Regions from separate parts of the Mus musculus genome. Here regions 2, 3, 4, 5, 6 and 7 are each linked to region 1. A link is a loop called in an ENCODE intact Hi-C map of the cell type or tissue named here. Cell type or tissue: heart. All regions are shown on one strand. Region 1 has its middle 64 kb from the start of Gm22312. Region 2 has its middle 30 kb from the start of Gm22312. Region 3 holds the start of Adamts9 (a disintegrin-like and metallopeptidase (reprolysin type) with thrombospondin type 1 motif, 9). Region 4 has its middle 43 kb from the start of Gm38863. Region 5 holds the start of Gm46968 (a long non-coding RNA gene). Region 6 overlaps Adamts9 (a disintegrin-like and metallopeptidase (reprolysin type) with thrombospondin type 1 motif, 9). Region 7 has its middle 40 kb from the start of Gm46968.

Region 1 (4,000 bases):
TCCATTGTATGTATGTAACTGGACTTTTGCCTATTTTACGGGTTCCTATTTCTACCACCCTTCCCCATCCTTATTCCTTCCAACCCTCCCAACACTATGTAGGAAAAAAAGGCTAGAGGGGGAAAGAGGTATCAATATCATTAGATAATTTCCTGCTAATTAGGGGCATCAAGTTCTTGGGGACAGTTTTGATTTTCATTGTCAGGATATTTCCAACCAGCTACCAGCAGCCAGCAGCCAGCAACCAGCAACCAGCAACCAGCAACCAGCAACCAGCAACCAGCAACCAGCAACCAGCAACCAGCAGCCAACCAGCAGCCAACCAGCAACCAGCAGCCAACCAGAAACCAGCAACCAGCAGCCAACTAGAAACCAGCAACCAGCAACCAACCAGCAACCAGCAACCAGTGACCAACAGCTCAACAGATGAGCCAAAGAAGTAGACAGGTGGTAGAAGATGAAGCACAACGATCAAAGGATATAGAAAAAAAATGTTCAATTTCACTAACCATCAGAGAAATACCAAGAAACACTATAGTGAGAAATTTCTCACCCTAATCAGAATGGCAGTGACTAGGAAAACTAGTAATAACAAATGCTGGTGAGGATGCTGACAGAAATGAACACTTGTACCCTACTGGGGTGAATATAAATTCATCCAACCACTATAGAACTCAATATTGCTCCTTGCAGAAAAACAAAAACTATACCCAGAGTCTGACCTAGCTATACTACTCCTGGGTACTTACTTGAACAATGAAGAATTAACCTATCACAGATGGACACATAGCATTTACTGCAGCTCTGTTCACAATGCTTAGTTATAGAGACAACACAGGCATTCATCAGCAGAGGAGTAAGGAAGGAACTGTGATATATAGATGTGCAAAGGATCTTTATGGTGAGCCATAAAGAAGAATGAAGTTATATTTTGGGGAGGAATATAGACACAATTGTAAATAACTGTTAAATGACATAAGCCAGCCTTAGATATGGGAGCATCACATGCTGCCTCACGTTTATGATTCCTAGATTATTTGTGTATGTGTATATGCATATATATATGTATATATATATATATATATGTATACACATATACATATATATATAATCACATATGTGTACATATACAACATGAAAGTAGATGATAAAGTATCTACAGGGGAAGAGGACTAAAGAGGTGGAAGGGTGAAAAGGGAGTTTGAGAGGGAATATGCTCAAAGTACATTATATGAAAATGCCCTCATGATCTCACAGCTTTTGTATGCTTTAAAATTTGCCACATCATCTCATCCCTTCATCAACACCATCAATAAAAGTGAAGGTCTGATTATTACCCATGTCATTTCTTTTATCCACTAAAGAGTCGTTTTTGCATGGGCGGTATGAAAAGTTTTCCATCTCCCCAGATCCCTTAGAAAATGCTTTTGGAGAGGAATCAAATCAGAGAGCAGCGCAGAGAGCTTGCTGTTGGAAGGGATAATGAAAGCAAAGGCCATTAGGTTGTTTACATTCTTGATGTCCCAGGCCCACTGACCATTCATCACTACAAGAAGTTCCCGTCAGCCTTTGCATCATGAACTGTGTTCCCTTGCTGTAGACCCATGGGAGCACACGTTGGCCCAGTGTCCCTGAGGTGATGCTGACGCACAGCTTTGCGAGGGGAGGCTATGGGCGCAGGGCCTAGTGATGTCACCAAGGAATCTCAGCGCTTGGATGGCTGACAGTGGTTTCGTTTGCCAGATACGCGCTGGAAGCCTGAAGGGAATTCTGCCGCCAGAAAGCACGTCTAGAGTAGGTCAAATCCAACGCCCGCACTAGACTCAGCACGGCGATCTCCTCAACACTCAACCCCTGACCCCCCATAATTGTTGTGGACACTAAAGAAAGTTTGCTAAGTGTGGAAGGGATGTCCTGAACAGTAGTAGCAAAACCTCTCTTAGCAGATGGAATGACAATCATTCTCCAATAAGAGGCAACGCACACCTTGCAAAACATCTGACCAGGGGCTTTTCTTCCAACCCTGACTTCCTGAAGTCTGAATGTTCACCGAGTGGAAACTCTAGGGGGAGCTATTTTGTTTGTAATGTGGCCTGTGATCTGTCTTTTCAAGTAAGCAAGATGCTTTAAAATTTCAGGTTCTTCTTAAAGAAAACTTACTTATGACACACTTATAGGGAAAGCCCTACCCATCATGTTGGAAACTTCATCGGTGTAAAAACTAGGAAATCGTGCATGTGTTCTCGGGAACATCAAGTGGTATGTGGGTATTCCAAGAGCAAGGAAAGAAACTCAGGCTTGAAAAATAAGCAAATCTGGACCTGGATTTCAGCTCAGTAGTAGCTATATGACTGTAATATCTGGGGATGAAATGCTTAGTTTCACAAGAGCTTAGTTGTTGAACATTTAGTTCCCAGTTGGTGGAGCTATGGGGGGGGGGGGGAGTTCTGGAATCTTTAGAATACAGGCCCAGTTGGAGGTAGTATATCATCACTGGGGCAGGTTCTTGGGGTATCTTGTCCCTGCCCCTTTCCTGTCTCCCTCTTTCTGTTTCCCATCCAAAATGAGGCAAAGAAACACTTCTACCACATGTTCACATGACCATGATATGCTCCTACGTGTGGAGGTCCAAAGGATTGTCCTTTGATCCCTGTGACACTGTGAGTCAAAGTGAATTCTTCTTCCCTTAATTTTTTTATGTGACTTATTTTGAATACTGTAATGAAAAACTAACTAATGTGCCAGGGGAGGCACTGGGCAATTGGCTTCATAACATGGGAATAGAAGCCTGCATTCTCCACGGCTCTTATTTGGATTTAATTTGACACCTGAGAACTGACGAATTGTACGTGCTCAAAAGCTATTTCCACTCCCCACTATTTCTTTGGACTACGAGATAATACACCCACTGACATTCCTGTGTGGATTTTGCCCCAGTAATTACCTTCGTGCTTTTTACATGGACAATTAGGCACACAAAAGAGGGCACATACTCCATGGCAGTGCCGGGAGTCCCCTCCCCCATCCCTATCACGGATAGGGAGGCTGCAGGATGGAGCTTCCAGAGAACAGTGCTTGATACTGCTGGGAAATGCATTTGTGCCCCGAGCACAGGTCAGGGAGAAAATAATGACAGGATGACATTTGCTTCTGCGGAGAGGTCTGGGCAGTGATTTGTTCCTGAACAAAAAGCATCTATTTCCTGGCATGCCAAGGACCTGGCTCTGTGGCAGGCTGAGGACTATTCTGCCTTACACAGACACAGTATTCTGTATCAGCTAAGTATCAGGTTAAGACTCCCTCAGAATGCTATAAGGTACAGAAAGCCTAATTCTCAGTGTCCAGCAAGGCAAAGGTTGCTTTGGAGTCTGTTTTATAAATCACAAGCCAGCTGACGGCTAGGCCAAGGAAGCTGTTACTAGTTATCCAATACAGGAAAACAAGGCTGGGGAGGAGCACTCACGGCAAGGACCAGAGGACCAGGGGACCAGGGGACCAGAGGGAAACGCCTCATTCTTTGGCTGTTTGGACCGAAAGATGGTAATGAGAAGCTATATCCTCTCAGGATATTATCTCAGAGTCTTTCTAAAGCCTTGCTAAGAGGTCTCTCTCTTAAGTTTTCTTTTTTAGCCACGTTTATACAAGCGGTTTGTATTTCCTATTATCCTGGCAGTTTCTTTATGTAACAAAGGACTCTTAGGTTTTCCATGACTGCAGTTACTTCAAGCCTGATGTTAAAATACTTGTCGGATTTGGAGGTATTCTTAGAAGAAAGCAGGAGGGACATTGGGGATGGTTGCTTTAGCTCCCCCATCCTGTAGGTGGCCAGGTGACTACCATGACACTGATTGCCCAGGGTAACACAGTGACTAGGTCCTGGGCTGGATGGAGAACTTTGGTTTGTATTTCCTTATTTTTTAAAAAATGGTATTTTTATTAATTCTTTGGGAATTTAATACCTTCATACAATGTATTTTGATCATTCACATTTTGATCATCA
Region 2 (4,000 bases), 94 kb before region 1:
AATGGAACATACAATTAAAGGGACAGGAAACAAAAATGTTGTTAGTGGGTAATAAGGAGTGCTGCTAGGTGCTCCATTTGTTTGTTTTGATTCCCGAATCCATGAATCTTGGCAGGGAGAGAGAGAGAGAGAGAGAGAGAGAGAGAGAGAGAGAGAGAGAGAGAGAGAGAGAGAGAGAGAGAGAAACCATATAAAGGCTGCTGATTCAGACACGGTTAACTTGGAGTGCCCAGTCACAGGCCTCCAGACTATTACTACCTAGGTGTTGTTATAACTGTGTCTTTGTAAGTTATTTGACTCTTCTAACAAGTTAGCTGCTTCAGGATGACAGGGAACATAGTAAGACCAGTGAATTCCACGAATGTTTCCTTTGGTTAATTTGAATATTTCTGCTTATATAGATTTATCACGAACTGAATAGACTTCCTCCACTTCTGCAAACACCATGAGTGATTAGCCAGTGCTATGAGCCTGTAGGAGTCTGACCCATGGGTTTTGCCTTGTTTGTGCCATCCACTACAGTAAGTACACCTTGCCTTCGGCAGTTCCCTGTTGCTATTTGGCCCTTGATACTCTGTATATCTGTGGACCCACTGTATGCAAGTAACTGAGCTGTCACCCCTTCCGTGGTAAGGTCTGAGCTCTCCAAGTCTCTGGTGGCTCTCTCACAAATCTGCTCCTTACAGCATTGGTGAAGGGCATGTTCTTTGGACTCTCTTATGGAGGAGGATTAGTTTTAAATAGCAAATCTCCCTGAGCATTCCACTTCCCCAGAGCCTTTGAATCCCACCATCAACTCAAAGCCAAGGGATATCAAGCATTTTTTAATTCATTCAGTGTAGGCTATCTTTTGACCTATACATCAGCCAACTAAAAGCCTATTTGCACTCAAAAGAAAATTTTTTGCAAGTACCTGTATTAAAAGACATTACTGCAAGCCTCACAGAAGAGCACTACGTTCTGTTTTAAATTTCTTTTGTCTTCATATATGGATGTGCTATATTTACATTATTTCTACCCCTCCCCCTCTGCCCTTCAACTCCTCCCATGTTCCCCACATTCCCTCTCAGGTTCATGACCTTTTCTTCTATAACTGACCCCTCCCAACATAAGACCTACTGAGCCCATTTAATGGTTGTTACAAGTGTTTAGGGCTGACCACTTGGATTGAATAACCATCTGGGAGCTTGTCCCTAGGGGAGACTTTGTCTTTCTCTCTTAGCAGCCATTGATTGCAGGTAGCTCTTCATCTAAAGGTGGGGCCTTGTGAGATGTTCTCTATTGTGTTGTTATGTCGACGGATGTTAGCACCCTTTAAAACTGTACAAAGTGTAGCATTTAACCCATAATTTCTGATCAACGAGTCTCTACACGTTCAGATGGAGTCAGTTTTATGTTCTTTCCACAATTACCCGATATGCTTAGAATCTATTACCACACAGTTCCTATAACTTAAAAAATTCAAGTTCTTTAGGAGTGTAGTGCATCACATCACAAGACACATTGTGTACTTAATCTCTAGGGTCCTGCTAACACTCTGAGTCTGACAATAGGACTAGGGACAAAGGTGAGGGGTAAGTGGGAGACATTGGAATTATCTTCCTTGGCATCTCTTTCAGGGAAGGATATTACTGTTTCCACAGACAATGCAGAATTAATTCCTTCAGCAAATGTGGAGCGGGCAATACTTCAGGAAGTGTGGGTGGGGACACATTTGCTAGTACTTACTTGAGCAAAACAAACTTGTCAGAATATGAGAGTTCAATGTTCTTGGCTTCATCAGGGTCCTCCCACATGTCTCCATCCCAAGTTCTGCTCTTTTCCAATCAGTGTGCTCACTTTAGCTGCTGACACCTTTCAAGGCAGGGAGTTAAACTTGTGTTGTACACTAGCCAATCAGGCATCAAGAGCTTGGATTTTTTTTTTATTTATTTTAAATACCAGGCCTATGGCTGCTGGAGAAAAGATTATTTCTTAAGATACACTGGAGAAGCTGAGAACCCGATAGTTGCTCAGTTTATGATAGTGGATGCCTTAGCAGTCTCCACCTAACTCTGAAGGCGTGGAAGGTTCATGCCAAGTCACTTGTCATCAGTCCATGTTGGAAAGCCAAAGAAGCTGAAGTCTGATGTCAGCCAAGGATGACAGCTGTGGTGACAGCAGTAGTAGCAGCAGCAGCCACTGGACTCAGCAGTGAGTGAGGGCAGGCCGTCAATCAACAATACTTTTTCCTTGGACCTCTTTACTTGTGTCTGAGTTCCCTGCTGGGACAGGACATTGGAGGATGGTCTTCTCCCTCCAGTCAACGCTCCCTGAAAGTACCCTCATAGCCCTTCCTAGAGGAGTGCTTCTTAGTTTATTCTGACCTATCAGGCTGAAAATCAAGTTTAACCATCACAGACTCCAAGTATCATGAATTACTCTGAACCTAGAAATGCCTGCTCATTGTTTTGGCTGCTTCTAGTGTATGTCTATCTGTTGACCGATGAACCCTCACCATGTAGCTTCCATGAGTTCATTTATCTGTAGAAAGAAAAAAAAAACAGAGCTACACTGTAAATATATAAACACACACACACACACACACACACACACACACACACACACACGTGTGCATGTGTAAAATAGTTTGCTATAAGTTTAACATACAATTTCATTTTGGTAAATGATAACAAACAACTGGATTATCATATGAATTAATCTCGACACGAGCGGAATTCAGGTTCAGCATCTTTAATGATGCTTCTTCTTTATTTTTTTCTCCAGTGTGGCGGATTCAGCTTGGGGCCTTATATGTGTTAGGCAAACACTCTACCACTTGGCTCTACACCCAAAGTTTTTTATACTTTTAAAATATTTTATCCCTGAAAATACACCTAAACACAAGTTCAGAAAGGTTTGCTGAAACTTTGGTACCTCTATAAGTATAGCTAATTATTCAAACTAGATTTCCTTTAAAATCGAAAGGTAATGCTGGTAATAATTGCTCAGAGACAGCAGGCACAAACCAAGTCTATACAAGGCAAATCAAGATGCATTATGGCTCTGAACAGGTTTTACTGAAGCAATAAATTCAGACTTCAAATACAGAGAGACTGACACAGGACACTTTATTATCTAAGCATCAGTGATAGCGTTGGAACAGAAGCTCCACCTTTGTGGCATTGAGTACAAATATCTCCCCAGTATACATGGAAGCATCTTTTTGACAAGCCCTGGAATCCAGGCCTAGGCTTCACCTCTCCTCCTCCTCCTGTTCTTCTTTTCAGGACAATTCTCAAAGCACTTAAGCCCAGCTGGGGGATCTTGCTTTAGTCTCCTGACATGAGTGGAATGCTATTTGTTTTTCATTTAGGTTGAAGTGGGGTCTTGGGAAAGGATGTCATTCAAATGTCACCTGAATTGGGGCTGCCTAACCCAGGCTGATGCAGTCCTTTCTTTGTAGTGTCACAGCCTTAACATTATTTTTTGACTGATTACATTGTGTGTATTGTCTATAAAGGACAAGGACTCTGTGTCCTCTATTATTGTCACTAATAAATGAGGACAGTGCCTGAGCAGAGTTAAATATCCTTGAATTAAAGAGGCTAGAAACTGATAACTTGAGATCATGATGAGTTATGAAGGAAAAGGTCAACCAATATTCATAAGGATATGATTTCCAAGGAAGATATATAACTCACAACCAAGAAATAGTTGTTGGGCTCTTTACAAGGTGCAGAGTCTTACCAAGCGCCACACACCATTGTCGCATCTAACCTAATAGTTCTAAACACTCTTTCTTCTGACTTGTACATGGGGAAACTGAGGCACAGAGAATTTCAAGTGTTTGCTTTAGTTAGAAGTGCCCAAAATTCCACAAAGAGCTGTTGAAGGATGTGTGGAAAGCCTAGTGATGTGATGTGGAAGGCAGAGGAGGATCTCTCAGCTTTGGGCAGCATAGAGCCTCTATTGATCAAAAGCTCTGAGCTCATCCTTCTAAACACAACAGCCCTATCCA
Region 3 (4,000 bases), 500 kb after region 1:
TTGGGGGAGTGGCTAGAAGAAAGTGTGGGATCTCCTGAAACAAGTTACAAACAGCTGTAATCGTCCAAACGTGGGCAGCAGAAACCAAACTCAGGACCTGTCTCTGTAAAGGTAAGTGTTCCTTACCAAGGAGCTGTCTCTTCAGCCTCTCCTGTGGTAATGCCTGTGCAGTTAGCATCTCCTGATCAGGAGGTGTCTGAATTAAGATTGAGGAGTTCCCTGGTAGAAGATACTTTCAGAAGGGCTAGGCAGGTGAGTAACTGTGTAGAGGTGCTGTTACATCTCCACTGAAGTCAGTTCTTGTGGACTGATTTCCATGCTCAGCTTCTGGCAACTTCCAGGCACAATAATTCAGAGGGAGCTTTAGCACCTAATGAAGAGGAAGATGGCATGCTAGAAGAAACTCACTTTTGTGAGTTATTTGGAAGATTCAAGGTTTAAAGTCCCTTTTTAAAATTCGCTGGTTCTTTTGTTTGCTATTTTATTTTTACATTAAGACAGGGTCTCCTGTATGCTTTAGACTGGTCTAGATTTCTCCAACCTCCTCAATAGCGAGATTTCCGAGATCTCCAGTGCACATCCGCACAGGGATACCGGATGCCCAGCCTCTTCACAGTGGCAGTGGTGCCTAACCAATTGGATTAACAACATCTTTAGGAACTGGCAGACCTGCCAAGTCATTTTTCCGCTATCATCAGAACTGTATACATCATTGTTTCCAGGATGGGTGGCACTCCCAGCACACTGTTGGCTGGTCTCTACTGGCACTTTGATATTCTCAGTTCTGAGTGGCTGGCCAAGCAGCAGAGAACTCCGGTTCTAGGAAACTTGGGCGATTATAACTTTATTAGTCATATCAGTTACTGAAAATGCCCTTTCCTTTCCCTTTGAATTGGCGCATCCTCTCCTCTGAGAGCTAAGGAAGAAAGGTGCTTTTTTTAACTATCCATGATTTAACAATCTTCCCTCTTTACTTCCTCCCCCTTCTCCCTCTGTTCCTTTCTCCTTTTCTAGAGTTCTGACTTCCAAATGTCTATCTTCAACCCGAGGGAGATGATGGATAACTTGAACTATCTGCTTGGAGCCACTTCCCTGCTTGCATCCTCTCTAATTCTGAGAGCAAGCGGAAGTGACTGGAAATCCCTGGAGGTTCGAGTGCCTTCCCCGGGACCTATGGCCTCACAGTCCTTCCCTACTCCCTTCCCCTCAAATGTCGGGCAGAGTTGGGGGCTTCCAAGTCCCCACCCTCTCTAACCGCACAGTAAGCGTCTTAACCTTTTTTTGGGGGGGGGGGGGCTACAGAAACCTGTAGAGCTCTCGCCACAGGGACAGAGGTCCCGGGAAGACCCGGGTTTAAACAGTTGCGAAACTTTCAGAGAACTGCGGATCAGAAACACAACTAGAACTACTGGACTGAAATAGATCCCTGCCTTTAAAACTCTTGACTTGGGGCAATTAAGTAGAGTGGAGCTCAGGTGACAAATCTGGTTCATAGTGATCAAGTGTAGGACTAGGACGGCGCAAGGCTACTTTTTTTTTTTTTTTTCCTCTTGTAAGGAATGCCAAGTTGGGTGATGGAAAGAGACGGGGGCAGAATGAAGAGGACAGGCAGATACGGAGAAGTGGAGATGGCTCAGTAGAAAGCGGAGAAGGAAGAGACCATCAGAGAAAAGGGACATGGGCCCAAAGAGACCTACACCAAGACCTGGCGAGAGAGAGATTCCAAACCGGAGACCAAAGTAGGAAAGGGGAATCGGAGTGGGTGGCTGAGCGCCACCTCAGAGAGAGAGAACTTTCTCTGCTCTCCCTCCTTCTCAGGGAATCTCTGCTAACCCCACCTCGGGGAGGTGACGCGGACGGCCACCGATTGCTCCGGCACTGCCGGCGCCTCTGGCCTCCGCCTCCGGCAGCTGGAGGGGCCTAAAGCGGTGAGTCCTGGCACCCGCGGCCGAGGAGGGGACAGGATCTACAAGGAGGCGGGCCGCCTGCCCCGTTTTCTCCTCCCCTCTCCTCCTCCTGGAGGCGTGCACCTAGGGTATTTGAGCGCCCGCGGGGGCCCCCGCCCCCTGGCCCCCCATTCAAGAAGCGGCTCGGCTAACTCAGCCAGCAAAGGGCGCCCGGCGCGCCTCGGAGCGCACGTTCCGCGCCTTCTCCTGCCCGCAGGCTGGACATTATGCGGCCGAGCCGCCGAGCCCTAGTCCTCCGCCTCCTTCTCCTCCTCCTGCGGCCCGAGCGCCTCAGCTCACGGCAGGCGGCAGCGTTGCTCAGCGGAGCGCAGACGGGACCCTCTCTGCAGGACCTCAGCGACTCCTAAAGTCAAAAAGTTGGCGGCAGGGCGCCGGGGTTCCGCGCGCTCTCCAAGGCTGCTGCCTCGCGTCGCCGCCAGCCACCAAAGCCGGCAGGAGGGAGGGGGTGGGAGAAGCGGGGGGAGGGGTGAGGAGCACCATGCAGTTAGTATCCTGGGCCACACTGCTAACGCTCCTGGTGCCGGACCTGGTTGAGATGAGGAGCCCTGACTCCGCGGCGGCCGTGCGCAAGGACAGGCTGCACCCGAGGCAAGGTAACATGGCTCTGAACCCTGAAGCCCCCCCCCCACGCCCCCACACACTCCATCGCCACCTTCTTGAACACGCTCTGGGGCGGGCACCCCGCAGTAGAGGCCTCTCTCCTTTTCCTAGAAAGAATTACCTCTCCTTTCGGAACCTCTCCCTTCTCTGGGTCATCCTTAGTCAACTATTAGGGAAGGAAGCACTGCAAGAATTTTAGGGCCACCCCCACCCCCAGTCCTTTTTACCTGACTTTTTTTACCCTCCTTATCCCTTGACCCAAACCAGTCCTAATTAATAGCTTGGATCACCAGATAGCACACATTTTATTTTATTTAGGATATTTATCAGAATCTGTAATTATTTTATGTTTTTATATTTGTTCATTGTCTGACTTCAAATGCTGTAGTCTCGGCCCCTCACCTAGTTCTCGGCTGTTACTATTACAGTAGGCGCTCAACAAATATTTATCCAGTGGTGGAGCGTGAAGGAATTGACTCGAAGTGGCTGCGAAATAAATTAGGACAAAGCCCCCCATCTTCTTTTTAAATTAAAGCTTTCGGGGGAAATGACTGATTAGCTCACTTGCCTCTGTTTCTCCCTGCAGTGAAATTATTAGAGAGTCTGAGCGAATATGAGATCGCGTCTCCCATCCGAGTGAACCCCCTCGGGGAACCCTTTCCCACGAACGTGCACTTCAAAAGAAGGCGGCGAAGCATTAACTCTGCCTCTGACCCCTGGCCTGCCTTCGCCTCCTCTTCGTCTTCCTCTACCTCTTCCCAGGAGCACTACCGCCTCTCAGCCTTCGGCCAGCAGTTTCTATTTAATCTCACCGCCCATACCGGATTTATCGCTCCACTGTTCACTGTCACCCTCCTTGGAGAGCCAGGGGTAAACCAGACCAAGCTGTATTCCGAGGAGGAAATGGAACTTAGGCACTGTTTCTACAAAGGCCATGTCAATACCAAGTCCGAGCACACTGCGGTCATCAGCCTGTGCTCCGGAATGGTAAGTGGGCGCGTGCCCCTTCCCTCCTCCCCGCCTCCTCGTCTGCTTTTTTAAGACTTAATTGCACCCTAGTCTGAACCTACCGAGTCTATGCTCTGGCGTTAAATATCAACCCTGGCTTAGTTCTCGGGAATTGGGGGTCCACCAGCATAGTGTGTGCTCTTACACTCGAGAAGAGAAGAGTGTACACATCTGTCCCCCAGAGGGTCGTGTATCATTTGGAGCTGTCTTAGATCGGATGGATTGGGTTTGCTGTAAGCAGCCCAACTCTGCAGAGTAGGTTGCATGTCGGTTTACAAACTCAGAGAAAGTTGCTGGGTTGTGGTTTCTTGTAGCAAACTTGGCCGCTCTGGGGCTGTGCAGCTGAGCGCAGGGCGGACTCAACTCCTCATTGGCGCGTCCTGAGTCAGGGTTGTAAACTGACAATCCCTGGACACCCCTACTGG
Region 4 (4,000 bases), 290 kb after region 1:
TCTCTTTTCTGACCCAGAGCAAAGAAAAGCAAAATGGACTGAATTTCAACATCAAAGTCCAGGGTTTGTCCAGAAAGGCCAATGTCATATGCCTTTGACCAGAGACATACCCTCTCAAAACCAGCCCTGTCAGGAATGACACAGTTTTGGAGAGACATAAAACTCAGCACATCAGAGAATTGTTTCACATAGTATTGATACTTGACTTTTAATTTTTTCCAACTTCAGGAGAAAAGGCCGTCTTAGTTTAAATAATGCTTCTTTAAGGAAAACTACAGAGAAATTACTGAGTCCCTGGAAACCAACTGGGTGCCACTGCTGTAGATTCAGGAGCTTTAAGTCTTAAGTCATTCTCAAGTCAAATTTTGTGGAAATGTCAGATTCCAGCAACCAAGAGACAAATCAGTCAACCATATCCACAGATATTATCACTGAATATACTCTGTGCTTCATGTCTTTCCTAGTGAGCCACTTCTGAAGATGAAGAAGACGAAGAAGACGAAGAAGACGAAGAAGACGAAGAAGACGAAGAAGACGAAGAAGACGAAGAAGACGAAGAAGAAGAAGAAGAAGAAGAAGAAGAAGAAGAAGAAGAAGAGGGGGAGGGGGAGGGGGAGGGGGAGGGGGAGGGGGAGGGGGGAGGGGGAAGGGGGAAGGGGAAGGGGAAGGGGGAAGGGGAAGGGGAAGGGGAAGGGGAAGGGGGAAAAAGAAGAAAAGGTGCTTAGCACTGGTTGTATTGCGTGACCAATGTTACATTCTTTTCGTTCTCAATAGATCTGACTCTTCTTTTCTTTGAGTATTGGTAATGCTCAGAAGACATTTTCAAACTCCTGACTTCCATCTCTAAGGACAGCTAAGAGAAAATGATCTGGAATAGGGATTTAGTAGAAAGATAAACAAACAAACAAACAAACAAAAAAAAAACCAACCAAACAACATCAGAATATTTAGCTTGGACTTCATATCAGAGAGAGGTTAAATAATATATATGGTCAAAGAAATATTCATCCAATAAATTCTACCTGTCAACATTATAAACATGGGGTTACAAGGAGCTAAAGGGATCTGCAACCCTATCGGTGGAACAACATTATGAACTAACCAGTACCCCGGAGCTCTTGACTCTAGCTGCATATGTATCAAAAGATGGCCTAGTCGGCCATCACTGGAAAGAGAGGCTCATTGGACACGCAAACTTTGCCCCAGTACAGGGGAATGCCAGGGCCAAAAAATGGGAGTGGGTGGGTAGGGGGTTGGGGGTGAGGGTACGGGGGACTTTTGGGATAGCATTGGAAATATAAATGAGGAAAATACCTAATTAAAAAAAATAAACATGGGGTTAAAAGCCCCAGTCCTGTATCTAGGAAGCAATGATAAAGCCAAGGGAATATAAACAAACCATCTGTTCCAACCTTCCTAGGAAATCCTCTAGGTCTACTTAGAATGGGATTGACAAGGCCTCATTGGGAGAGAAAAGACAAGAGAGAAAGCTCAAACTCTTCAAGTTGGCGCACACCATGTGGAGAAGATAAAGCATTAGAAATGTGATTAAGTTGACCCCTGGTTTTCTCTTCTGAATGAAGAAGACTATGGTGATTGTTCTTGCTGAGTAACAGCAAGGCCCGCCTCTAATCATGTTTCTTATGAAGCTTCAGAGGGTATGGAAAGAGATCAATCCTATCATGATATGGCATCCTTTTTTAAATTTGATTGATGCGGAAGAACATGGTTTGGGTCGAAGGCTTCAAAAAGCCTTCAAAATGCAGCCAAGCCATCCCCTTGGCCTCTGCAGGGCCCCTGAGTCATGGGCCTTAGGGTTTCTTTTTCTTTTTTCTTTTTCTTTCTAATCCTCCCTCTCTGGGTCCTGCATATGAATCAGAACACTTTGTACCATGGAGAAACAATATAAATAAATCATGTGATCAAATGACCTTTTTGAAATCACGTTTTGGCTGGACGATGCTTTTCACAGCTGTCTCTCTGCTCTGACTGCAGATGCCAGGGAGAATGTGTCTGACATCCAGTTGAAGCCAATTCATAGGAAGCTGAATTCAACACACTTCCTTTTCACATTTTTTTTTGGCAGTTTGAAAACACACACTGCCAGTGATCTGGCATGTGTGCAAATAATATCCTTATCTTTGGCCCTCAAAGTTGCTTCTGGAGAGAGGAAAGTGGTTCTAGGAGAAGGGGCCTGAGAACAGGATTCAGAGGAGATGGATTGTTTACTATTTATTGTATTTGTTTACTGGAGTCATTACAATAGCTGATAGCTGGTTGTCTGGGAATTGCTTACTGCAGTGGCATGTAAAGAAGAAAGTGACCTGAGAAGTGACATGGGAGTCCTCTTTTTTTGTTGTCCTTTCAAAAAAGTGTGACAGGTCTACATATGCCAGGAGATGAGACACCGATCCTGGGGGTGGGGGCAGGGCATGACATGAGTGTGGGGCCCATTTCTCCAGGTGTTAGGGGTTTGAGGAGGTATCTGACAGACTGTTCTGTTTGTCAACATTGCCTAATCCACATGTCAAACAACGTTTCCAGGACACGTCCTGTTTGTGTTCCTTTCCAGAAGGATTAGAATTAACAGATGCATTAGTCCCCAAAATGACTGGCGAGGCTGTTAGGGAGAAAAGCATGGCTAGCTGGCCTGCCTGCCTGCCTGCCTGCCTGCCTGTCTGCCTTCCCTCCTTCCATTCTTCTGCCCTTCCTTCCTTCCCTCCTTCTCTCCTCCCCTTCTGCCTTCTTTCCTTCCATTTTGTTATTAATCTGTTGCCTAATTTAGTTTTATCTGAGTTGTTATATGTCACTGGGAACAGAATAAGAAGTAGAAATTAAACATTTTCTCTCTGAAAGCATTTCTGAGAGAATGTTCCTGCCCCTTTCTTTCCTAGACACTCTAAGTTCTTCTGGAAGGATAGAAGGAATAAGTTATAACTTAAAAGCAAGAAGCATCTACTCTCCTCCTCCTCTCTAGGTGACCTGTGTGTGAATCCTGCCTGGAAGCTAAGCCCTCTCCTTTCCCCTAACTTTCCTTGTGACTTCTCTCTGGTCCCCTCCCTTGGCTCGCTCAGCTCTTCCCCTTCTCAGTCCTTCTGGTACTCTTTATCTTCTCTTTTCTCTTCCACCCACTTCTAATCTTCCTCCTCCTCCTTCTTCCTCTCTCTCTCTTTCTCTCTCTCCCTCTCTCTCTTTCTCATCATGACAGCTTCCATATCTAGTTTACTCACTTACTCACTTTCTAACACAGGAATTGGGTTTGGAGTTTTCCTTGGAATCCTAGCCCAGATTCAGTGCACTGAGTTAGCTGTGGAAAGGGGATGGAGCCCACTCCTCCCACTCCTGCCCCTGCATGTCTTTTTGACCACTAAGATGAATACCTGGGGATCCATCCCATAAACAACCACCAAACCCAGACACTAATGCAAAAAGATTTTGCTGATAGGAGCCTGATATAGCTGTCTCCTGAGAGGCTCTGCCAGTGCCTGACAAATACAGAAGTGGATGCTCACAGCCATCCATTGGACGGAGCACAGGGTCCCCAATGAAGGAGCTAGAGAAAGTACCTAAGGAGCTGAAGGGGTTTGCAGTCCTCTAGGAGGAACAACAATATGAACTAACCAGTACCCCCAGAGCTCCCTGGGGCTAAACCACCAATCAAAGAAAACACACAGAGGGACTTGTGGCTCTAGCTAGCTGGTGCTCTAGTAGCAGAGCATGGCTGAGTCGGCCGAATCAATGGGAGGAGAGGCCCTTGGTCCTGTGAAGGTTCTATGCCCCAGTATAAAGGAATGCCAGGGCCAGGATGAGGGAATGGGTGGGTTGGGGAGCAGGGGGAGGGGGCAGGGGATAGGAGATTTTCAGAGGGGAAACTAGGAAAGGGGATAGCATTTGAAATATAAATGAAGAAAATATCTAATTTTAAAAAAAGATGGACATTCAGCTCATTGTGGGCCAGTTCTACCAGAGATTGTTGTAAAATCTACAAGGAACTAAAAAA
Region 5 (4,000 bases), 130 kb after region 1:
TCAGCTTGTCTAGCCAACCAGTGAGTTGCAGGTTCAATGAGACCCTTTCTCTAAAAAGTAAGGTGGAGAAAGATTGAGGGGACACTGGATGTCAACCTCTGCTTACCACACATCTACCTACACATATGTGTACCTAAAATAAAATAGTAAAAAATAAATTGGAAGACAACAAGTACATTTTTTACATGTTAGTTTTAGAAACAAGAGAACGGAATGATAAAATCAATGGGGATTGGCTGCAGAAACATAAGCTGTGTATTGCTGTTACATGGCTAGTGAAAGGATCATGCAGGCCTAGTCTCAAAGATCCCTTCATTATTACGGGAGATGGGTTTCTTTCTATCATCAAGGATCATTCAATGACCAGGTTGCAGAAAATATGATGTTTATTTTAAGTTGGGATTGCACCAGCCACCTGCCATGTTTTCTGTTCTGGGGTCTGCAATAACCATTAAGAAAGGTTGTTTATTCCACAAAAAGGTGTGCAGAGTTGACAAATCAATAAAATTTATTCCCGGTGCTGATGTATTTTGGATGGGTCTGAAACAACATTCAGCAATTTTCACCTAGAAAATACTCTCCATACTATATTACCCTCAGGAATGTAGAGCCAAAAGCAATCTGAGATGGTGGCTATGGCTGAGCACATCAAATGTACTAACCCATTTTGTCTTGGGTTTGGCATGGGTAAGATGTTGGCTGTAGCTGTCACCAGAGCAATATTTTGACTTTATGGTTGTTTGGGAACTTGAGCCTTGCAGTTTAACATGTTTGGATTGGAAAACACAGGCTTTGCTTACTCCTAACTCCAGGGAAGCTGCTGCAGATGAGCAATAGTGACTTGGCATTTTCAGACATTTTACCGATAACTAACATTCTGATCTCCATCACCTTTCCTTTAAAAATCGACCCACTAAGCCTGGTGCATGTGGCGCATGCCCGTAACCCCAGTGCCCAGGAGAGAGAAACAGAAGAAGCATTGTTAGGAGCCATCCTTGGCTACAAGATGAGTTTGAGACTAGTCTGGGCTGTACAGGAGCTAGTCTGAAAATAAAATGTGCAACTATTTTCAGAAAGTTATATAACCATGTTCTAAATCAGTAAACTGATAATAATAGCTTCATATGAATAAACCTGTGGGAATAATAATGGTAATAAGACATATGACCTTTAGAGTAGAGGCTGCCATTTAATAAATGCTCCAATACATGTATAGAATTTTATAAAAAATATTGCCATACATGAGCACATGAGTGGGCAAATGTAATCGAGGCAGGGGAGGGTAGCATCCACCTTCCATGTGCATATGTGGAGGTCAGAGTACAGCTCAGGTCCTCTCTTTCCACTCAGCCAGTCAGACTCAGTAAATAGCACTCTTACCTGCTAAGTCATTTCGCCAGCCTTAACTATATCTAAATTTATTTTAGATTTTGTTGCATGTACATAATTTTAAACTAAGCATTGTTATGGTTTAAAGATCCAGCTGCGAAGACGGCTCAACTGGTCAAGTACTTGTCTTTCTAGTACAACCTAAACTCAGCCTTCAGAACCATCTATAAAGTCAGGTTAAATCTTAATCCCAGAAAGGAGGTGACAAAGAAGAGGATGCCTGGAGCACACTGGCCTGCTGGTCAAGCCTACTTGGTGAGTTCCAGCCAATGAGAGACTGTCTCAAAAAGAAAAGCTACATGAAGAATGACTTCAGAAGATGACCTTTAACCTCTACATGTATGTATACACATGTACACATGCAGCTGCGGAAAAACACACACACTTAATTAATTAAGATGCAACAAATCACAACGAATGGCTAGAACCTTTGTAGCCTACTGCCTTTAGAACCACAAAGTGTATATATACCCTTAGCATAAAATGGTCTGATCAAACATATTTAGAAGGAAACCCCTGTTAAGGATATAGCTCAGTAATGTGGTGTTTGCTTAGCCTGCACAAAGCTGTGAGTTCAATCCCCATGGCTGCAAAAAGAAGGCCCCCATCCAGTAAATGATGCCGGAATCCAGTGCTTGGCTAATCAAGGTTATGTGTGTGTCACAATGAACATTCCTTAGGAGCTACGAAAGAGCCAGAGTTCCTTAGGTACATAAAAGTGTCCTTGCAAACACAATGGGCTCAGTAAAACAATAAGCAGGAGGCTAGGAAACATCTTCTAAGGAAGGCATGTCCTTTTTCCTCAGGTCTCCATGCCACCAGTGTTAGCTGACCTCAGAGTTAATAACAGCCCTGCTGTTTCCGTGTCGCTCTTCTTAGAGGCGTGTCTGTCAGGGAGGGAAAGCATTCTCTTGCTGCCAAAGATAGCTGTTTTTCTTGGGTCAGACCAAGTGCCTTTTTGCTGAGCTTCAGAATTCAGAGTGATTAATTTACTGAAAGTTCTAGAGGGTCAATTATGTGGGATCCCCTATACTTGGAGAGGTGGAGGTGAAGATTGCTTTTGGAGAAAGACAATTGCCTCGCTATCTATACTGCTTTGCAGAACAGCCGGAATCAAGACAAACAAAAGATGCTGGTGAGAGAAAGGTAGTTTCACTCTTGATTTATTGAGATTATCATGACCTTCAAAGAGTCAGTAGGCTTGGATAAATAAGGATGTAGTATTTTTAAACTTCAGAATATGGGTTTTTTTTTTTTTCCTTTCCACTTGAAAGCCAAAAGTTGAAGGCTGAGTGTTTGCTAGAGCTCTGGTTCTCCCACTTATGAAACATGATTGGGACGTATTTCTCTGTCTACTCTAGCTTCAGCAGGATATGATAAGATTCCTTCCTACGAGGTTTGTGGCAGGATTTAGAAACAAACAGGTGCACATTGAGCATCCATACCTTTCTCAGGGATGCTTCTGTTGCTGTTAACCTACTGACAGGAGCCGGACGAATACTGTGCAGAAAGCGTGTGAGGTTATCATCTAGTTTACAATGCACACCAAGCTGCAGAGAGTCTATGGATGGATAGTACGCTCTCCTCTAGATTGTCAACGTGCCTGCTCTTTCCTATTTTAAGCTACGAGTCAAGGCTAAACTCAGCAGGATGGCAGTTTGAAATCAATTGGTTTTGATCTTAGCTCTTAGTCTTTTGCTAAGTACTTGGATATTATCTGTTGGCACAATACATGTTCATTGTTCTGTGATTTCCATGAGGGAACCAGTAAACCAGGCTTTTCTCCCATTTAGCATGGTTTGTCTACAAATGTGATCCTAAACAAAGCTATCTACATCTCTCTTTGCATCGCACTCTTATTTTCTAACTTGTATTGTTACCTGCTTTTCTTTCAACTGCAGTAAAAGTGTGATAGAATGAAGTTACAAGAAGCAAATTCAGTGAACTTTGTGTGTGTGTGTGTGGTAAGAATATGATGTTGACCAAACAAACAAGGCACAATGCATGCTTGTCTTAGTTGGGGTTTCCATTGCTGTAAATAGACACCATGAGCAAGGTCACTCTCATAAAGGCAAATATTAGGGGTTATGGGACTGTTCGGATGGCTTATCTGATCCTGATTTAACTTTGGTATTTGGTGTCTGTCTAGAAAACTGTCCATTTTATCCAGATTTTCCAGTTATGTTGAGTATAGGCTTTTGTAGTGGAATTTGGTGATTTTTTGAATTTCCTCAGTTTCTGTTGTTATATCTGTCTTTTCATTACTAATTTTGTTAATTTGGATACTGTCTCTGTGCCCTCTGGTTAGTCTGGCTAAGGGTTTATCTATTTTGTTGATTTTCTCAAAGAACCAGCTCCTGGTTTGGTTGATTCTTTGTACAGTTCTTTTTGTTTCTACTAGGTTGATTTCAGACCTGAGTTAGATTATTTCCTGCTGTTTACTCCTCTTGGGTATATTTGTTTCTTTTGCTCTAGAGCAGGTATGCTGTCAAGCTGCTAGTGTATGCTCTTTCCAGTTTCTTTTTGGAGGCACTCAGAGCTATGAGTTTTCCTCTTAGCACTGCTTTCATTGGGAAAAGATCTTTACCAATCCTACATCCAATAGATGTAC
Region 6 (4,000 bases), 570 kb after region 1:
ACCCTGTCTCTCAAAAACCAAAGGCCTAGGCTGCAGCCTGAACAAGCACGGATGAGGGCTGGGGTCTGCTCTTCAGCTCTGCAGAAAATTAAGAGAAGGAGGCAAAAATAGAAGTTTCTTGGAGACTCAAATGCCAAGGATGGCATAGTCATAATAATAATAATGGCTAATTTATTGTGTATCCTTCACAGGTGTTAGACGCTACTCTCCCCACCTTGTTCCACCTGATCCCCCCCACCTAGTGATCGACTCAGGCTCTCTGCTCATAAGCATGAGAGCTTCCATTCATACCCAACATTTGCTGATTAAATAGTACAGACTGATTTTTGTTTATATTCTTGTCATAATACCAGATAAAACTTCAGCCTGAATTTTCTATTCTGATCAATAGCAAGGTCAATGTGTTATTATTCTCTATATTCCCCATTTACCCATTTAGAATCAACTTTTAAACACTTTTTTTTTTGGTGTGGAAACTCTGCCGGAGGCCAAGTGGGGACAAGAGCCGGAAGCACAGAGCTGAGTGGCCAAAGCAGTTGTGATTGTAGATAAGAAGGAGAGGGGGCTTCTTCATCCCTGCCTCCTCATAGAGGTAGCAGATCTGAGTGTGGAGGAAGTCAAACACTGAGGGCAGAAAGAGTTCAGGGTTAGCTTTAGAACCACACAAAGGGGCAGACGTGTGCTTGTGCCTAAAAGTCAGCGAACAACTGTGGCTTTCAGTCAGTGCTCAGGTGATCTCACGACTGGCTCACTGCTGGCTTTTTTCTGACTGTTGGGGAAATTAAAGGTCCCTGCTAAAATATGCGGAGACACAAACCAAGCCTATGGAAGATGTACTGTCCCTTTTGTCCACCTGACAGTCCGTCTAATCAAGACTCATGCTGAAATCTGGCCAATCAGCTGTGAGCACAACTGAGCGAACAGAGAGGGAATGGTTACTGGTTGGTCACACTCCAACGTAGTTTCTCCCAGGCATGTTCATGGGACCACCAGTCAGACGAAGCAACTCTTAACCTGTGTATTTGAGAAGCCCTCCAAAACATCGTCTTCCTCATATGGAGGCTCATGATACTGGTAAACATTGTGAAGCTTCAAAGACCTACAGTATAGAAGTCCATTTCTTCTGGTAGTTCTCAAAATCATTTAATCCAGCCCCCATTATCTACTCCTACACACATGTTACGTATTTATCTTGTTCTTACTTATTAGCATATTAAAACACAGATTTTATTTTACTTTTTCAGTGTTGGTGGCTGAACACAGCTCTTTTTGCCTACTGGGCAAGGGCTCTACCATTGAAGTATTTCCCCAGTCCTCAGATTTCTGAGGCAGGAGCTCTCTATGTATCTCAAGCTGGTTTTAAGCACCCTCATCTCTCTAGCTCCCACCTCCTAAGTACTGAGATACACACATACACCTGACTAGCAAATACTTTCCTGAAATATAATAATGAAATATAATAATAGCATTTTATTTCCCACAAAGTGAACTATGAACACACTGTACTGAAGAACAGGTCACGGTCCAGAAAGAATATAGAGCAAACTAGATTTAATTTAGAGTTTGATTATTTTTATAGATTCTTCTTGGGGATCTCTGCTTGGCCCCTGGGTCTTATGCGATGACAGGGAAGTGACTTTGGCAGCTGAACTGCAAAGTGCTTTCTTGTCAAGACATCTCCCTCCTTTCTCCAGATGGTAAATAGCCTTCCCCCAGGGAAGTGACCACGGAGGCCTGAGAAGGTAGCCAAAAATCAAAGTGCAGATGGAAGTTCCAGATGCCACTGTAGAACGAGTTCACCTTTTTTTTTTTTTTTGCCTCACTTCCTGTAGGAAGTGACAGTTTGCCCCAACTGGCCTGTGACAGGATGAGATAAAGGATGAGTTTATAAGTCCTCGTTTACTGTGTTAGAACAAAATCTCCCTGACGCTATTTCAGTGTAATGGAAAATCACAGCCCACTTTCCTTGCCAGTGGTCAACTCTGACCTACTTTTGGACATTACTTAGAAATTCCTTGATAAGCGTGTTGGCTTGAGTTCCTCTTTTTTCCCAACTCCTCCCCTAGACAGGTGTGTATGAGTGAACATTAGGACATTGAGAAGTGGCACACCTCCCAGTGGCTGAGATGAAGGGAATTAATAATGGGAGAGAAGATCCCCTGGAGGTTAGAAGAAAATTATCTTTTTCTAGATTTCCACATACATTTCAAAATCCTGATTTTAAAAACTGTGAATTAAACATTTTTTGCTTATGTTTTAAATTCAAGCACTCTGTTCCTGTTGTGTTATAGAAAATAAGAGTAGTCATTAGTATATACTGTGCACCTGATGTGTGTCAGAAGGCTTCGTTATGAATAATATCAGGGATGTAAAGGTGGCAAAGTCTGATGGATTCAAATCTAATTTTAAAAGTGTATAATGAGGGTTTGGGAGACAGTTCAGTTGTAAAGTGCTTCTGCAAGCACGGGGCCCTGAGCCCACTTTTAAAATGTCAAGTGCAATGGTGTAGCTGGGGATATAGTGGAACCCACTGGGCAGAGGAAGGTTCTTGGCCAACCAGCCTAGCAAAGTCTGAGTTTCCAGTGACAGGACAGGTCTCAGTGACAGTGCCTGTCTCAGAAAATAAGGTAAGACTAGTAAAATAGTTCAGAGCATAAAGACACATGTCCCAAACTTCATGACCTGAGTCGGGTCCTTGGAACTACATGGTGGAAGGTGAGGATTGTACTGTAACCTCTATACCTGGTATACACACACACACACACACACACACACACACACACACACTGTGATTAAAACAATAAGTAGAAGGAACCAGAGAAACAATACCTTTAGTGGCTTCCACATGTACCCATGCACACGTACACACATGCATACACACAGATACACAGGTTCATACATATAAACACAAACACACTGACATACATGTTCAGACACACAGTCATATCAGTCATATACACACTCACACACACACACACACACACACACACACACAATATCTGCTGTTCCAGATATTGTGTCCAGCTTTTGCATCTTTGCCTCTCTCTTCATGTGGTCATGACTGACCCCCATTTCTCTACTCTCTCCCTCTCTCTGCCTTTCTCTGCCTCTACTACTCTCTTAACTCCCCTCCCCATGCCCTGAATAAACTCTATTCTATACTAAAAAGCAAGCAAACAAACAAACAAACAAAAACATTTCCAGCCGTATGTGTGTGTGTGTGTGTGTGTAGTGTATACACACATGTGCAAGGGTGTGCACCTGCTTTCATCACTCTCTGCTTTATTCCTTTGAGACAGGGTCTCTTATTGATCCTGAAGCTGAGCTGATGGCCAATCCCCCCAAATTTAGTGTTTATTACAAAACAATAATAATAATAATAATAATAATAATAATAAATAATAACGCTCCTAGTGTATAGCACGTACACTTGAAAATTTTTAATTATTCCCCATATTATTCATTCCTGCATTATTATTATCAGAATAGTCGCTGAGTATTTACAAGCACGGACAGACAAAAAGAAGCATTCCACAGATGAGTTTCCCAAGAGCCAAGTGAAATACTTCATATAAAAATTGCTGTCCTTGCTTTGCTGAGTTCCAGTTTGTTTGTTTGTTTGTTTGTTTTCCTTTCTGCTGCTTGAATTTCAGACTAGCTGTACCAAGAGATTCTTCACAGACGTAGCATCTCTGGCTGTGGTTCTGTGACTTCCACGTACATTGACAGCCATGAAAATCACACGGATACCTTGGTCTGAACTTGGATTGTAACTGGCTGTGACTTTGAGCTGTCATCATATTTGAATGAAGAAAGAACGAACTCAGCTTTCTTACTAGTTGGATGTGACACTTGTGTTTAACACAAATGTTGGTTTTCCACCATTATTTATGTCTAGGTGGCACGTTGCCAGCAAGAGCGAATGCAGTGCCCAGTGTGGTTTGGGCTACCGTACTTTAGACATCCACTGTGCCAAATACAGCAGGATGGACGGGAAGAC
Region 7 (4,000 bases), 170 kb after region 1:
TTCTTGAGGTTATTTTTGCCCCCCACTCTGGAGACCTGGGAGCCATGTGAGCCCATGTGTCTTTACATATACACGGTGAGCTTACCACTTTAAGTGTGTTACAGTTGCCCTCAGATTACAGAAAATGGGGGCAGGACAACTTAGAGCCAAACAACAGGCTCTAGAGCCTATGTCCTTGACTTGTGCTGATCTTAAGAGATGCCCTGGAAAGAATGAATCAGGTAAGTTTTGTTGTGAGAGCTCTCTAACAAACACATCTCTCTGAGTATTATGGGGAATAGGAGGGGGTTCCTACAGAAAAAAAATCCTTTTTATTAAAACCAAGAGGCTGGGTGTGTAGACTAGAAAGAATAAATTATCTGAATGGAATAAAAGAAATAAGAAAAGAGGTTGCCACCGGGCAGTGATGGTGCAGGCCTTTAATCCCAGCACTCGGGAGGCAGAGGCAGGCAGATTTCTGAATTTGAGGCCTGCCTGGTCTACAGAGTGAGTTCCAGGACAGCCAGGGCTACACAGAGAAACCCTGTCTCAAAAAACCCAAAAAAGAAAAAAAGAAAAGAGGTTGCCACCACTCCCTCCCCTCCCTTCTCTTCTTCCTTCCATCCTTCCTGCCTTTTGCCTTCCTTTATCCACCTCCTTTCCCCTCATTTTTCTTCTCCCATTCGCAAGCCCATAGAGAATACCCTTCATGAACCCGCAACTAGATCTTAATTTCTTACTTAAGAGAATAATTGGGTATTCCTTGATAACTATAATGTTTAAAAAGCACTGGTAGTAAAGGCAATTGCTTCCTAAGGACAGTTATTTTTGGTGGCACTAGGAATCAAATCCAGGACCTGGCCTATGCTAAACTAGTGTTCTACATGGAGCTACATCCCCAGTCCCTCCCCTGCAGCTATTTTTGTTGAGAAGCTCTATAACATTTCGCAAGACATAGCCAAAGTTTGGGTGGCTAGCTTAAAATACACCAAAATTTTCCAAATTGTTGCTGCTACTATAAATCCAAAGTGCAGCTGAGATTTCAAGGCTGACCTTACTGTTCTAAAAAATGCAGAAGGGGAGTAGGAGCCTGTTTCTGTGGAGGGTTTTGAATTATCCTCATCATCTAATATTCATGCTATAAAAACTCTACAAAAAATGCTATTTCCTAAATAAATGTCAAGAGTCTAGATGGCATTCAGTGAATGATTCTAAGAAGAGTGCAAACAGTGTTTCCTTAATTAAAAGCAAGCAAAAAAAGATGGCTAATTAAATGTCATCATGTGAAAGGGAATGAGTGGGAGAAAGAGAGAGCTCCAGGGGAGACCATGTCAGAGAATGCCTCCGACTCTCACGCGAGCCCGCACGGACGACTGGGAGATACCTGCCCCAACTGCTGTAAAGCCAGGTCCAGCAATGCTAGAATATTACCAAAAACTGAGCTCCCAGGGGGAAAGGCCTAAAGTACGCATCCATCCATCCATCCATTCATTTCGACCTCCCTCGGTATTTCCCTAGTGAGATAAGATCTCACTCCGTAGGCCAGGTTGGCCTGGAATTCATGATGTTCCTACGTCCAATTGCTGAATTATAGGTATGTGCCACCATGCTCAGTCTTAGCGTCTTCTGGAAACCAAAATAGTGAACGGGAATCTATGCTGTTATTATTCAAAAACCAGCAAACTGCTGGGCCACTGTGTCTTCCGTGCTGAGGAATTGCTAAGCACACTACTGGACACTATTTCACCAGGTAAAGTTGTGTAGAGCGCCAATACATCATTTTATTTATTTATTTATTTATTACCAGACATTGGTATGACTGCTCTCATCCCTATTTTGAATCAGAACAGTTATTTCACATGAAGTAATGGGTGGGCAGGCAGTACCCCACCAATTTAGCATTCCAAAGCTTCCAAGTGTTAGCCTGAGCCTAGCTTGTTAGGGCTGCCTTGGCCCAGACCCTAACAGCTCCAATAGTAGGATACAATTCGCCTTCCTGGCCTAAATTGGCTTTGAACCACAGGACTGGAACACTGCCTGCCCACCACAGGTACACTGCCTGCTGGCGATTCACTTTGTCATGACTCTGCACGCTCTGTGCCTCGTTCTGTACCATCACTCCTCAGGATATTTCTCCCCAGGTTGAAAACACACACCCTACTTCCAGCATCTGCTTCAAGTTTCCTGGATGGCCCGGTAATGTGTTTGTTTAACTCACTTAGCGTTGGACTATAGATTTTGCCAGTGGCCCTTGGCACACCGGCCTCAGGATGTTTGTTTTTCTAAGTTCTGCCTTATCTTACTTCCTCTGGAAAAGCCTCACTTTTCACAGCTTGGCTGAAGCTTGAGCCAGCAACTCTCCTGAGCCCTGCCTAGAGCGTTTGCCTGAGTGGGAGGCTAAATGATCTGCAGTTTGGAAATCATGAGCACTTTGCCATGTAGTGTTTCATCCGAAGGCGAGATGAACAGCCTGAGAGTGTGGCTGAGACGCTGAGACTGCATGAGCAGCAGGCTTCGTTTCTGTCCGCTCCATTTTTTCTCACCAGTGCCTGGAAGTTAGCTGAAGTTTAGAAAGTCTCATACATGGGATGCACTTGGATTGCTTGTTAAAATTCAAGTTCCCAGCTCAATATCCTCTGAGAGTCCAACTTAAAACAGCTGGAAGGGCCTGGGCCAATTATTAATTAATTCATAATTGTTTCACTACTTTTGGGCCGTGTTTTTAATTGAAATATCCCTCTACTGGTCATCGTGACGAAATATTTTCTAGATCGTGATGGGAGAAACCTTCGTGAAGCACTGGGAATCTGCCATTTGAGCATCTCCTATCTTGTTCTGAATCCAATGTTAGCTCACTGATCACCCGAGTAAGTGATCCGAACCCTTTGTCTTCAAGTACGGACAGAAGTTAAGGTTGCGTAAAGGTCTGGTGGATTTGGCACACCATGTCAACGAAGAGTAGTTCTAATTTTTATATTGTTTTCCCAAAAGCATCACAGGGGAAATGAAGACAGTTTTAAATGTGCAGAGAGCAGGCCTAGAAACCAAGGCCACATGCACAGAGGCTGAAGTCTGAACAACAGAGTGAAACTGCCTTTCTCTGTCTGCCATTTCTGGTGATCTATAGAGCGTGCCTCTTCTTGGCTTGGGAGTGTCTTGAGCTTCTTTTAGCAGTCTCTGCTTCTTCATGGACGGGAGCTTCTAAACGCCTAGGTTAGCATGGCCAATTCTCTCCATATGCTCCTCAAACCTCCTTGCTGATTTCTAACTTGATGTCTGTCTTCCTGCTAGAGGCTAAATTCCGATAAGGGGTGGGATCTAGTTGCCCGCTCCTGTCCTTATTCCCGGGCTTTGGAAGAGGAGCCTCGCATATAACCTTTGTGGATACAAGTTAGGACGTACTTTTTAGAAAGTCATTAGTGCTGTCCAGCTTGGGGAGAGAAAGCCTACACACCTCAGCCTGCCTGCCACAGGACGCTCATTCAAATGGACAGTGTGAATGTCCTTCCAGTGAACTTATTTATTTCTAATATTTTTTTCCAGCCAGCCAAAAAGTTTTCTGCAACATCTGAAGGCAATATCAGGCCATTTTATTAAAGAAGGGCAAAACCCATAATGAATGTAAAGAGTTAGACAAATCACACACGAAAACCCCAGATAACAACATCAATTTTTGTTAGTTTTCCATGAACCAGCTGAAGGGGCGATCTAAATGATGCATTGCTGCAGCCCATCGGGCCTCTCATGGATGGCAAGAAAAATTAGTGGGGTACAGACCACATTATTCTATTTACCAATCCTTGAAGCTTTTTTGTGTCTCAAGTCTTTCCCGTTCCTCACATGGAAACATCTTACATCAGTGTTAACATCTCACAGAGAAAAGGTGATTCACCGGGTGATTAAATTAGCACCATGTTATACCTGTGCTGAAGTCTTGGAGAAACAACAACATTCATGCATCATTTCCAATCTAGAAAGGCTGAGCTGAAATTTTTCTCTGTTGTCTTTCTGTTTCGGGTTC

What was found. Hi-C counts contacts between places; a loop is a spot of excess contacts. Peaks named below come from ENCODE experiments on the same cell type or tissue, not always from the same donor. Only the 100,000 strongest peaks of a DNase experiment are listed, where the experiment ranks them.
Region 2: it touches region 1 in a loop (5-fold over the local background); 5 of 42 quality-filtered maps call a loop at or near these places.
Region 3: it touches region 1 in a loop (7-fold over the local background); 16 of 42 quality-filtered maps call a loop at or near these places.
Region 4: a loop joins it to region 1, with 2.6 times the contacts of the local background. A loop is called at or near these places in 4 of 42 quality-filtered maps.
Region 5: a loop joins it to region 1, with 2.4 times the contacts of the local background. A loop is called at or near these places in 3 of 42 quality-filtered maps.
Region 6: a loop joins it to region 1, with 2.5 times the contacts of the local background. A loop is called at or near these places in 2 of 42 quality-filtered maps.
Region 7: a loop joins it to region 1, with 2.4 times the contacts of the local background. A loop is called at or near these places in 2 of 42 quality-filtered maps.

Annotation. Positions count from the first base shown.
Region 1 is chr6:93,443,409-93,447,408 of GRCm38, reverse strand. No RefSeq gene overlaps it. Among named protein-coding and RNA genes, the nearest start is that of Gm22312, 64 kb to the left of the region's middle. In heart, a CTCF peak has its summit at 2,065; DNase peaks (open chromatin) are centred at 1,668 and 3,438.
Region 2 is chr6:93,537,491-93,541,490 of GRCm38, reverse strand. No RefSeq gene overlaps it. Among named protein-coding and RNA genes, the nearest start is that of Gm22312, 30 kb to the right of the region's middle. In heart, no CTCF peak of the experiment used is centred here; a DNase peak (open chromatin) is centred at 1,710.
Region 3 is chr6:92,941,601-92,945,600 of GRCm38, reverse strand. It overlaps Adamts9 (a disintegrin-like and metallopeptidase (reprolysin type) with thrombospondin type 1 motif, 9), which reads left to right and starts at 2,067. Exons shown (of 40, transcript NM_175314.4): 1 at 2,067-2,560; 2 at 3,154-3,554. The coding sequence starts at 2,446. The region is part of intron 1 of 9530026P05Rik (RIKEN cDNA 9530026P05 gene); the gene reads right to left. In heart, CTCF peaks have their summits at 2,002 and 2,249; DNase peaks (open chromatin) are centred at 1,150, 1,980 and 3,370; H3K4me3 peaks cover 3,145 bases; H3K27ac peaks cover 2,936 bases.
Region 4 is chr6:93,148,700-93,152,699 of GRCm38, reverse strand. No RefSeq gene overlaps it. Among named protein-coding and RNA genes, the nearest start is that of Gm38863, 43 kb to the left of the region's middle. In heart, no CTCF peak of the experiment used is centred here; DNase peaks (open chromatin) are centred at 1,989 and 2,468; H3K27ac peaks cover 294 bases.
Region 5 is chr6:93,313,017-93,317,016 of GRCm38, reverse strand. It overlaps Gm46968 (a long non-coding RNA gene), which reads left to right and starts at 2,283. Exons shown (of 3, transcript XR_001785331.2): 1 at 2,283-2,535. In heart, no CTCF peak of the experiment used is centred here; a DNase peak (open chromatin) is centred at 2,146.
Region 6 is chr6:92,872,899-92,876,898 of GRCm38, reverse strand. Adamts9 (a disintegrin-like and metallopeptidase (reprolysin type) with thrombospondin type 1 motif, 9) reads left to right here. Exons shown (of 40, transcript NM_175314.4): 20 at 3,899-4,000. The region is part of intron 1 of Gm15737 (predicted gene 15737); the gene reads right to left. Among named protein-coding and RNA genes, the nearest start is that of Gm15737, 5.5 kb to the right of the region's middle. In heart, a CTCF peak has its summit at 2,120; a DNase peak (open chromatin) is centred at 1,778; H3K27ac peaks cover 618 bases.
Region 7 is chr6:93,272,529-93,276,528 of GRCm38, reverse strand. No RefSeq gene overlaps it. Among named protein-coding and RNA genes, the nearest start is that of Gm46968, 40 kb to the left of the region's middle. In heart, no CTCF peak of the experiment used is centred here; a DNase peak (open chromatin) is centred at 2,198; H3K27ac peaks cover 1,665 bases.